2 separate regions of the Homo sapiens genome follow, and region 1 is linked to region 2. The links are chromatin contacts, found by Hi-C or POLR2A ChIA-PET in ENCODE. All regions are on one chromosome and are shown on one strand. The core of a region is the stretch at or near the end of the contact, and the rest is flanking DNA. Distances in the headings are between cores, read along the strand shown. Region 1 overlaps PUM1 (pumilio RNA binding family member 1). Region 2 overlaps LAPTM5 (lysosomal protein transmembrane 5).

Region 1 (5,446 bases), core at 2,799-5,298, 230 kb after region 2:
TTGCTTGAACCTGGGAGGCGAAGGTTGCAGTGAGCAAACTTGGCGCCACTGCACTCCAGGCTGGAAGACAGAGCAAGATTATGTCAGAAAGAAAAGAAAAGAAGGGAAGGGAAGGGAAGGGGAGGGGAGGGGAGGGGAGGGGAGGGGAGGGGAGGGGAGGGGAGGGGAGGGGAGGGGAGGGGAGGGGAGGGGAGGGGAGGGGAGGGGAGGGGAGGGGAGGGGAGGGGAGGGGAGGGGAGGGGAGGGGAGGGGAGGGGAGGGGAGGGGAGGGGAGGGGAGGGAAGAGAAGAGAAGAGAAGAGAAGAGAAATTAATTTATTTAATAGGCCAGGCACAGTGACTCATGCCTGCAATCCCAGCACTTTGGGAGGCCGAGGGGGGTGGATCACTGAAGGTCAAGAGTTCGAGATCAGTCTGGCCACCATGGTGAAATCCCATCTCTACTAAAAATACAAAAATTAGCCAGGTGTGGCGGCACACACCTGTAATCCCAGCTACTCAGGAGGCTGAGGCAGAAGAATCACTTGAACCCAGGAGGCAGAGGTTGCAGCGAGCCAAGAGCTCACTGCACTCCAGCCTGGGCAATAGAACTAGACTCCATCTCAAAAAAAACAAACAAAAAAAGAAATTTGGCCAGGCGTGGTGGCTCAGGCCTACAATCACAGCACTTTGGGAGGCCGAGACGGGTGGATCACCTGAGGTCAGGAGTTCGAGACCAGCCTGGCCAATGTGGTGAAACCCCGTCTCTACTAAAAAGACAAAAATTAGCCAGGCGTGGTGGTGGGGGCCTGTAATCCCAGCTACTTGGGAGGCTGAGGCAGGAGAATCGCTTGAACCCTGGAGGCAGAGGTTGCAGTGAGCCAAGATTGCACCATTGCACTCCAGCCTGGGCAACAAAAGCAAAATTCCGTCTCAAAACAAATTTATTTTAACAGATCACTCATTCTGTCAACAAATTATTTACTGAATTTCCTTATATATATGGTACAAGAACTGTATCTGTTGCCAAGAAAATCATTTAATAGTGTCCAAATAACGGGGGGAATTTCAAGACCTGTTTTTTTTTTCTGTAATTGTGTGGAATCTAAAAAAAAAAAAAAAATTAAACATACACCCTCTGAGTAAGACTGATGTCAAGCAAAAAATTCTTGTTTGGATCATTTAATATATTCATATATGAGCAGGGTGTTTTGTCTCAAATGACAGCTTTTATCTGACAATGCGTATCGAAGCCTAAGTGCTGATTTTATTTGCTCCAGAAAAACTCCATTACTAGGAATTTTTTCCAAGGATAAACTTATGTAAAGGATGTTAATCAATCTCATTTAAAACACCAAAATACTGATACAAATGAAATATCAAATATAATAGACTAGTCAAAATAAAGTATCGTTTGGTGGATTTAAATGTACCTAGTAAAAATGTCATTTAAAAGAACACTAAATAACACAGTAAAGTATGAAATCAGAATGTAAAACCACGTGGACACAATAATGACAATTTTGTAAAATATTAAATAATAAGGCTAAAATAACAGATACCAAACATAATAGCATTGGTTTTCTGACATAAGGATTTAGGGTAATTTTTTTTTTCAAGTTTTCTAGTTTACCACAGTTTCTATCAATAAAGAGGTGTTATTGGCCAGGCACGGTGGTCACGCCTGTAATCCCAGCACTTTGGGAGGCCGAGGCGGGTGGATCACGAGGTCAGGAGTTTGAGACAAGCCTGACCAACATGGTGAAACCCCATTTCTACTAAAAATACAAAAATTAGCTGGGCATGGTGTAGCGTGCCTGTAATCCCAGCTACTCAGGAGGCTAAGGCAGGAGAACTGCTTGAATCCGGGATGCGGAGATTGCAGTGAGCTGAGATTGCACCACGGCATTCCAGCCTGGGCGACAGAGCTAGACTCCATCTCAAAAAAAAAAAAAAGGTGTTATTCTAGCAATCAAGGAGGAAATGACCTGTTTAAAAAAATAAAAGATGTAGTTTTGCAGTTTACCGTCCTTTCTCAACTCAAATAAAAAGCTAATGCAGATATGATAGTTTAAGATTTACATCCAATCCAATCCAATAGGTACTACAAATAAGCAGTCTAAAAATCTAGTACCCCTGCTTTAGTGTCAAGCCCCTTGCAAAACCCTGAAATGATCTGAAAGTGGTGCTTAGCAAGCAACTACAGTATGGCAGAACAAAATTTTACTGTAACTTTGAAGATCCACTTTGCCACTTGCAGCTAAGCAATTTCCCTATAGGTGAACTGGTTAGTATCGTTACCCCACCTAGGTACAATAGTGTCTAATATATAAAAGACATTCCGTAAGAGTAGTTAAATCTGAGCCTGAACTCAGACACACATATATACACACAAGAGGAAATTCATGCATTCACAGTGTTTTTCTATTAGGCGCAATATTACCTATTAATTATCCACAATACTACGATTCCCACTTAGAAGAGGTAAATTTTGTCTACATTTACCTGCTGCTGTCCTTGCTGAGCCTGTGGGGTGGTCTGTTGATTAGCTGAATTAGTTGCTGCAGCGGCAGCGGCAGCTTGCTGCTGGAAAAGACTGGCAGGGTAGACTCCCCAGGGAGTAACTCCATAATACTGGTGAGGGACCACAGCTGGGCCTAAAAATAGCAAAAGAAAGGTAAAGAAAGTCTGAACTACTGAGGCTCATCTCAGCCTTTCCAAAATTACATCTGACTCAATAGATCCTACTGTAAAATATTAACTTAAAAGTATATATTAATTTATGCTAGCTAATCATTAACTCTTTTTAAAGAATAGTAAACATTATATGAGATCCTTACACCAGTCTTCTAATATAATCCAGGCCTAGAGGAAGAAGCAGTGGGGAATGAAACATTAGAAAACTAAAAGGGGGAATCACTGATAGAAGGGGTTCAATTTAATAACAGATGGAGGATGTAGCATAGAGACAATATCTGTTGGTAGAAGGGAGTAAATGGAGGGTTTGCGTGCTTAAAGTGATGGAATAGAACAAAAGGTTAGGATGTATCCTATGTTCAATGATAAGAATGGCACCTAAGGTGATTTAACGGAGTGCTGTTGTTTCATTAACTCCAGAAAAAGAACATCTATCAGTCTGACAACAAAACCTAGACACTCAACTGAACCTCCACTGCAACTTCAAAGTTGCTGTTACTGTTTGTTTTTTTTGTTTTTTTGTTTTTTGAGACAGGGTCTCTCTGTCACCCAGGCTGGAATGCAATGAGGCAATCTCAGCTCACTGCAACCCTGACCTCCCCGGCTTAAGTGATCCTCCCACCTCAGCCTCCCTAATACCTGGGATTACAGATGCATGCCACTATACCTGACTAATTTTTTTTTTTTTTTTTTTTTTTTTGGTAGAGGTCTGTGTTGCCCCAGGCTGGTGTCAAACTCCTGGGCTCAAGCGATCCATCTGCCTTGGCCTCCCATATTGCTGGGACTTTAGGCTTGAGCCACCAGGCCTGGCCCCTATTTCTATTTTTAAAGTCACAAAGGCATTCAACACAACTACATTCAGACACTGATATGTGAAATTTTAAATTTAAGTCAACGTTGAACACAAATAGAAACAAAAAATACAACACCTTGACTTGTTACAGACCTGTTGAGAACCTTAAACAAAATTAAGCATTCTCTGTAACCCCAGCATTACGGGAGGCCAAGTTGGGTGGATCACTTTGAGGTCAGGAGTTCGAGACCAGCCTGGCCAACATGGTGAAACCCCATCTCTACTAAAAAAATATATAAAAAATTAGCCGGACGTGGTGGCAGATGCCTGTAATCCCAGCTACTCGGAAGGCTGAGGCAGGAGAACTGCTTGAACCCAGGAGGCAGAGGTTACAGTGAGCCAAGATTGTACCACTGCACTCCAGCCTGGGCAACAGAGCAAAGAGTGTGTCTCCAAAAAAAAAAAAAAAAATTAAGCATTCTGCTTTAATCCAAATTATCTGTTCATTTTCCTTGGCAACAAAGTACAGCTGCAGTCGGCCACATAAAGTACACAACAGAGATATAACAAAATTATGCAGATATCAACCCAAGTGTGGCAGAAATCTAATTATAGAATTCTATGACGAAGCTGGTAGCAAGAAACACCAAAGACACATTTGCTAACCAGGAAATGGGCTCAAAGTCAATTCTTCAAATCTGCTGAAACATATCTCCAAGTTGAACTTCCTTAAAGCAGAGAGTTAAATATTTCCAACTTGATTCATTAACAGTAACCAAACCTTCCTTACACTGACTGAAGTTCTGAAGAGCTGTTTCAAATATTACAGCTACTCTGATGCTACAGCTAATTCTGGAGAAACACATAATTCATTAAGCCAAAATAAATAGACACATATTCTTGTTTCCCCCATTTTAAGCTTCCAAAACACAAATAAGTCAAATTGTACCACTGCCCAATATAAATATGTTTTGACATTTCTAATTTGGTGTTTTCTATACCTGTGGGCTTAGAAAAGATTAAGAAGCTGTTTACAAGCAAGGGTGCACACTGAAACACTATACCTGGGTACAGAATAAAGGTGTTGCTAAGAAAAGCTGTTACACTATGAACTATTTTACTATAAGAAGAAAAGGGGTTAAAACATTTTTTAATTTGTCAGAAACTGAACGGCCTAAAAGCCATGTATTCAAGTTTAAAAAAAAAAAAAAGAGTGATAGAGCCTCATACTCATTTGATTAGTGTTTATAAAGCAGGGTGGTCTTGGGCAGTTAAAGAAATAAATAAGAGAAAAAACACACAAAAAAGACCCTAACTGTGCCTTAGTTTCCTCACCTGTAAAAATGGGTAAACAGGTAGAGTGTTCCTTAACCAGAGTGCTTGAGACCAGAAGTGTTACCGATTTCAGATTGTAGACTATGTGTGTGTCCAAGAGTTATCTTGGGGATGTGACCCAAGTCTAAACACAAAGTTCATTTACGTTTCATATATGCCTTATACACATAGCCTGGGGGTAATTTTACTTTTCCTTTGGGGATGCTGAATAGATGAACTGTGTGTTATGTGCCTGTGGTTTTGACTATGACCCATCACATGAGATCAAGGTCAAGTGTGGAATTTTCCACTTATGGTGTCATGTTACTACTCAAAAAGATTTTGAATTTTCAGATTAGGGATGCTCAACCTGTAATACATGTTGGGAGTACAGCCGTATCTACCTTGAATGAGTGGTTGCAACCTGCAATAATAGTCCCAACGCTCTCCCAAAAGCCAACAAAAGCGAGCCTCTACTGGGCAAGGACTGCTATTACCATTAACATCTGCATTACTCTCTAAATTTTCTCAACTGGCATTTCTACTACTATACGCTGGTCACATGGCCTAAGGTTAAATTTAGGAAAACATCCCAGGGCAAATCAACTGAGCTTGGCACATCAGGATGCCCACTTCAATTCCTGTGTGACTGACACCCTCAAAG
Region 2 (5,406 bases), core at 929-3,428:
TTGCTCCCCAATTACAGCATCTTTTCACCCACTGTCCCTTCATTCTATGCTGGTGAGATCATGAAGATAAGAGCTCGGGTGCTGGGGTCAGATGGCCCCAGGCCCCAGCCGAGCTCTGCACCCTTGAGCCAGCCACTAACCTCTCTGGGCCTCGGCTCCTCATCTGAGGAATGGGGATAATCACTGACCTGCCTCACAGGATTGCTGAGGTCAAATGGAATCGTGTGGTGCGCGGAGCCGGGCACACAGCAGGTGCACCATAAACAAGCACAATTGGGTGGTGGTTTTTGCTACCTCTGGGCATTCACTGACTCTCAGTAAACACTCTCTGAGCACCTACCGCCTCCAAACTCTGTCTAGAAAAGCCACTGACCCTGGCGTGCCGGTGTCACAGTCTCCAGGGAACTCGATACATGAATGGTGTGCTCAGAGCCATGACAGAGGACACGCATGGGGCTTGGGGTCCTTGATGAGGGAGAGCGCATTGCTGTCTAAAAAACTTAGGGAGAATTTCACCAACAGGAAACCCATGAGCGTGGCTTTGAGGGGCAAGTAGGAGTTTTCCAACACAGAAGAGAAGAAAGCATTCCAAAAGAGCAGACATCATGTGCAAAAGCCACAGGCCTGGTGGTGCAGGTGTGTTTCAGTCCCTTCAGGGAAACTCAGAAGGCACGGGAGTGTCTCTTCCCTGAGAGGAGGATGTTACCAGCGGGGAAATATGGCCCAGAGAGAGACAGCGACCAGCCCAAGGTCACACACCAAAACTGTCGCAGGGTCAAAATCAGCTCTGTCCTCCTGCCTCCAAGCCAGGCTCAGGCTGCGGTCCCAGCCATGCTCAGCCACCCTTCCCACCCCCACTCTCCTTTCCCGCTTTTCACCTCTTCTTCTGCCCATCTTTGGTTTCAGTTCTTATTCCCGTCTGCACGCAGCCTTTCTTTCTTAATGACAAACACAGCTTCCCCAAGCTGGCCAGTTGGGGAAGTGGCCAGGGGCAGGGGGATTTGTTTCTTTTCCTGGTGGCTCTGAGGAGCAAGCAACAGGTTGAGCTAAAAGAATGGGGGCAGGGGCTGGAGGATGGAAATCAGGGAAGATGGGGACAATGGGGTCAGTATTGAACATGGCTGGGCAATAAGGATGGCGGTACCAGAGGGGATGCGGTGAAAACAGTGCACCAGGTGTCACCTGGGAGGCACTGGCCATGGTGACCATGTGAGGCGGGGAGTGGCTGTTGGGATGTTGTTGGAGTTGGCGTGGTGATGACAGTGATGATCAGAGATGCTGTTGGTGATGTTGGTGACAGTGATGGGGGTGACGGCAATGGGGACATCAGGATAGGATGGTGATAAGGAATATCATGTGGATGGTGGTGATGACACAAGAACCCCCGATTCTGGGGTTCAAAGACCAGTCCCTTCTGCAGGAGAGCAGGCCCACTCTCTCTCACTCCCTGAGGCCCAGGACCCACCGTCTCAGAAGCAGGCAGGCGGAGACCCACCATCTGAGATTTTCAGGGAGGTAAAGGTTATAGAGAAAGGACCCAGCCGTCAGTGAGCACACACCCGTGCCAGCCAGAGTGTGGACACTTTCCTATCCGTTTACTTCATTGGCTCCTCCTACCAAATGTGCGAGCCCAGGACAGAGGCTGCACAAGAAGACAGGCCCGGGCTTGTCTTCAACCCTTCCCAACAGACAATGCAGTTTGCCATATGGGTCCCAAGTGCCAGAGCCCTCCCTTGCCCCTCCCCCTCAGGGCTGCTCCACCCTGACCCTGTGTCCTACAGCCTCACACTTCTGCCATCATCATTATTATTATGGCCCCTCCCTGAAGCTCAGTCCCCTCAACCTCACCTGCCCACCCTGATTTCCCTGGGTTGCCTGGGAGGAGGATGTGAGAAGGGAGTCAGATGTGTCACCATCAAGAGGAAGCTCCCCTTCCCCACCCTGTGCTTCTGGTCAGAGCTTATGAGGGCTCAGTGGGGGCCAGCCCCCCAAGAGCACTATCTCCCCAACCACCTCTCCAGCCAGCCCAGATACCACCAGACGCCCCCATTCCTGGGGCCACGCACTCCGCAGCAGCCCGGCCTGGCTGCCTGCAGCTCCCCAGAGCCTGGCTTCTCTCTCCTCTTCACTCTTCCGCAGTTCTCGTCCTCACCCGCCGCCTCCACCTCATCCCCTCCTCCCTCCACTGGGCTCTGGGGCTCACAGACCTCAGTGAGAACCCCAGTGCAGCCGCTGATCCCCTGTGGGATCCTGGCCTGGCCATGTTACTTCATCTGTAACATTTCCTCATCTGTAGAAGGGAGAGAAGAATCCATCCACCTCCTGGAGTGGGTGTGAGAAGTAAATCATTGAAGACAGTGATTCAGAAAGATCAACTGAGCAGCACAGGTGCCTGTGTGTGGACACCCAGCACGGAGCCTGGTGGCCATGGCTGCCTTATTTGTAACAGCCCCAAGCTGGAATCAATCCAAATGTTATTTTGCAGGAAAACAGGCAAATGCATTGTGGTAGATTCATACAATGGAGTATACACAGCAATGGAAAAAATGAGTTAGCTACCCGCAACCACACAGACGAAGCTCCCAAACATAACGTTGGGAGAAAGAAGTGCTCACAAAAGAACACGCGCTGCAGAATTTCATTTCTACGTAATTCTACAGATGTATGTATTATAGAACTACATAGACAGGCAGAAGTCAGTGGGGGCGGGGCAGTGGCGAGGCGGGGGCTCTAGGGGCCTCTGGGTGCTGGTCTGATTTCTTAGTTTGGGTGGAGGTCACATGGGTGTGTTCACCTTGTAGAAGCCCACCAAGGTGTGCACTTAAGATAGCTGTGCTTTTCTATAGGTAAATTATACATCAAGAAAAGGTTTGCAAAAATCAAATAGAGATTGGCTGGCACCTCCTGTGCCAGGTTCCACGGGATCATGAAGATGAATCAGGCTGGGTCAAGACCCAAACGAGCATCCAGGCCAGAGGGCACGACTCCCAGGGACCCAGCACACAGGGCTCTGGGTCAACACCCAGAGCTCAGGGTCCAACCGTAGGGGTCAGGGCGGGCTTCTCAGAGGAGGTGGATCTTGAAGAAGATTCCCCGAAAGAGCAATGGAAAAAGTGTTCCAGGCAGAGGAAAGGGCATGAGCAGAGGCCAGTGTGCATGAGACGCATTCAGGAAACGGCAAGACGTTCCTCTTAGTAAACTGTGATTTGGCGTCATCCATGTGCTGAATACGCAGCAGGCCTCAGTAAATGGCAGCAGTTGGCTGGGGGAACACACGGATCCACCGGTTTGGCAGGGGTGGGGCCTCTGGGGTTAGAGAGAAAGGGGAAAGAGCATGCAGGAGATGTGACGGCTCATGCAAAACCTAGAGAACCTAGACTCGGACGGCTCAGATGGCGCTGGAGGAGGTTGTCACCTGCAGCACAGGAAGTGCTGTGACTGGGCGCTAGCAGCTAACTTTGCCCCAAAGGCAAACAGTACCAGTGAATCCCAGCAGCAGAGATATTCTGGCTGGTGGTAGCTTATCAAATCTCCCTTTAGGAGCAGCCAGTGGGGGGCTCAGAGTTGGCCTCCAGGTATGACACAAGGCCCTGTCATTCTCCACTTCCTAGATATCTGGGGAAGCACCCTCCACTCCCCAAACGATTCCCTAAAACCATCACTTCTCCCTTTATCTTCAGAGCAAAGACCCACAATAGTGATAATAAGTATTGATACTATTATTGTTGTGCATTTATTAGACGCCAGGTCCTCTTCTGAACTTATACAGTCGGCCCTCTGTATCACGGGCTCTGCATCTGAGTATTTTCAATCTGCAATCCACGATGTGGAACCTGCGGATAGGGAGGGCCGACTGACCATACACTCTCTCGTGTCAACCTCGCGCCAGTCTTGAGAGACAGGTTCTAACATGAGTCCCATATTTTTCTGATTTTGCAGGTAAAATTGAAATCAGCTCTTTACACATGGGCTCTGTGCTTCTCAGAACAAGGCTCTGGGGATGGCAGAGCTGACCCCCTCCCCCATCCCATGGCTGCCAGGAAGGCTGCCTTCCCTGCCTCCACCTGGAGCAGACACCTGGGCTCGGGTTCTTTATCTAACACAGGCTGCAGAGTCACTTGCCCTCCTGAGCCTGTTTCCTCATCTGTAAAATGGAGGCCCCCGTGGCAGCTGCCATTTTTCCGGTGCCACAAATGGTAGTTACTGAATCCCACTTGACCAGGGAGGAAATTGAGGCTGGGGGACGGGTGCCTTGTCCCAAGCAGCCCCTGTGCAGGGCTGAGGCAGTGCAGCTCATGGCTTTGCTTCCTGCCTCATTAGGGGGTGCTTTGTGCCACTTCCCTTGGCAGGGTGGGGTCCCCTGGGAAACCAACGCTCGCCTCACAGTGAGCTCAGAGCGAAGTCCTGGTTCCAGGCTGATGCTCTAGGCTCAAAATAAAAGCCTCACTTCCTGGAGGCCTCGGGGCCAGGTTGGCAACAGAGAAGTCTCGGCCAGGCCAGGCTAGGCCCTTCAGCCACTCTCTGGGTGGGATGGGCCATGGGGGCCTCCTGCTTTTAGAAGCTGGGGTTCACACCCCTGAGGTGAGGAGAACAACTCAGTTCTGACACTGAGGAGGGGCTACAACTCCCACCCTGCCCCCACCGGCCTCCTCACCCCTCCGTGAAGCGCACAGAGCTGCAGTGGCAGAGAACGTGGCCTCTCTGTCCAGCCCAGGGGCACTGGACATAAAGGTGGCAAGTTCTAACAGATTCTCACCCAGGGTTTTCCCCACCTGGCAGTTTGGACCCATTTTTCAACCCCAAACAGATGAACTTTCAACAGAGGAGTGGGGCCAGGCACTATGGCCCACGCCTATAATCCCAGCACTTTGGGAGGCTGAGGCTGGTGGATCACTTGAGGTCAGGAGTTCAAGACCAGCCTGGCCAACATGGTGAAACCCCATCTCTCCTAACGATACAAAACTTAGCCGGGCATGATGGCACACACCTGTGATTCCAGCTACTTGGGAGGCTGAGGCACAAGAATCACTTGAACCCGGGAGGCAGAGGTTGCAGTGAGCCAGGATCACGCCACTGCACTCCAGCCTGGGTGATAGAGCAAGACTCAGTCTCAAAAAAAAGGGGCGGGGGGCCTTGTGTTCTTCTTCCACAGCCCACTTCAGGCACTCACCTGCTAGCCCTCCACCCGGCTTCGCTAGGGTCTCCTCCAAATGATCACTTTTGAGGCAGGGACCACTGGCCCCATTTACAGATGAGGAAGGCAAGGCTCAGATAACAAAGGTGCCCGCCTGCTCAAGTCACACTGCTGGTAAGTAATGGAGATGGGCCTGTGTTCCTTTCAATCACAAATCACTGCCCCCAAAGTGGAGCAGAGAAAAGAGCCCCAGGAGTTCTAAGGAGGACAAA

The links. A loop is a pair of places that touch in the nucleus more often than their neighbours do. ChIA-PET counts read pairs that join two places held with the same protein, here RNA polymerase II (POLR2A). Pooled maps may share reads with other maps.
Region 1: a pooled map shows a loop between it and region 2 (2.1-fold over the local background). The contact joins two enhancer-like sites. A Hi-C loop is called at or near these places in 2 of 50 pooled maps. POLR2A ChIA-PET finds 5 or more read pairs at or near these places in 4 of 52 experiments (GM10248, activated CD8-positive, alpha-beta memory T cell, activated T-cell and 1 more).

What each region holds. Positions count from the first base shown.
Region 1 is chr1:30,972,168-30,977,613 of GRCh38, forward strand. PUM1 (pumilio RNA binding family member 1) reads right to left here. Exons shown (of 22, transcript NM_001020658.2): 10 at 2,484-2,635. Among named protein-coding and RNA genes, the nearest start is that of SNORD103C, 6.7 kb to the left of the region's middle. Within about 2 kb of position 4,049, at least 2 of the 41 ENCODE cell types and tissues checked have a DNase peak (open chromatin) inside an H3K27ac peak, as active enhancers do.
Region 2 is chr1:30,746,627-30,752,032 of GRCh38, forward strand. The region is part of intron 1 of LAPTM5 (lysosomal protein transmembrane 5); the gene reads right to left. LOC105378620 (a long non-coding RNA gene) reads right to left here. Exons shown (of 2, transcript XR_007065566.1): 1 at 3,718-5,406; 2 at 1-3,306. Among named protein-coding and RNA genes, the nearest start is that of LAPTM5, 8.4 kb to the right of the region's middle. RefSeq lists enhancers at 1,504-1,813, 2,134-2,313, 3,242-3,321, 3,422-3,471, 3,878-4,421 and 3 more. Within about 2 kb of position 2,179, at least 10 of the 41 ENCODE cell types and tissues checked have a DNase peak (open chromatin) inside an H3K27ac peak, as active enhancers do.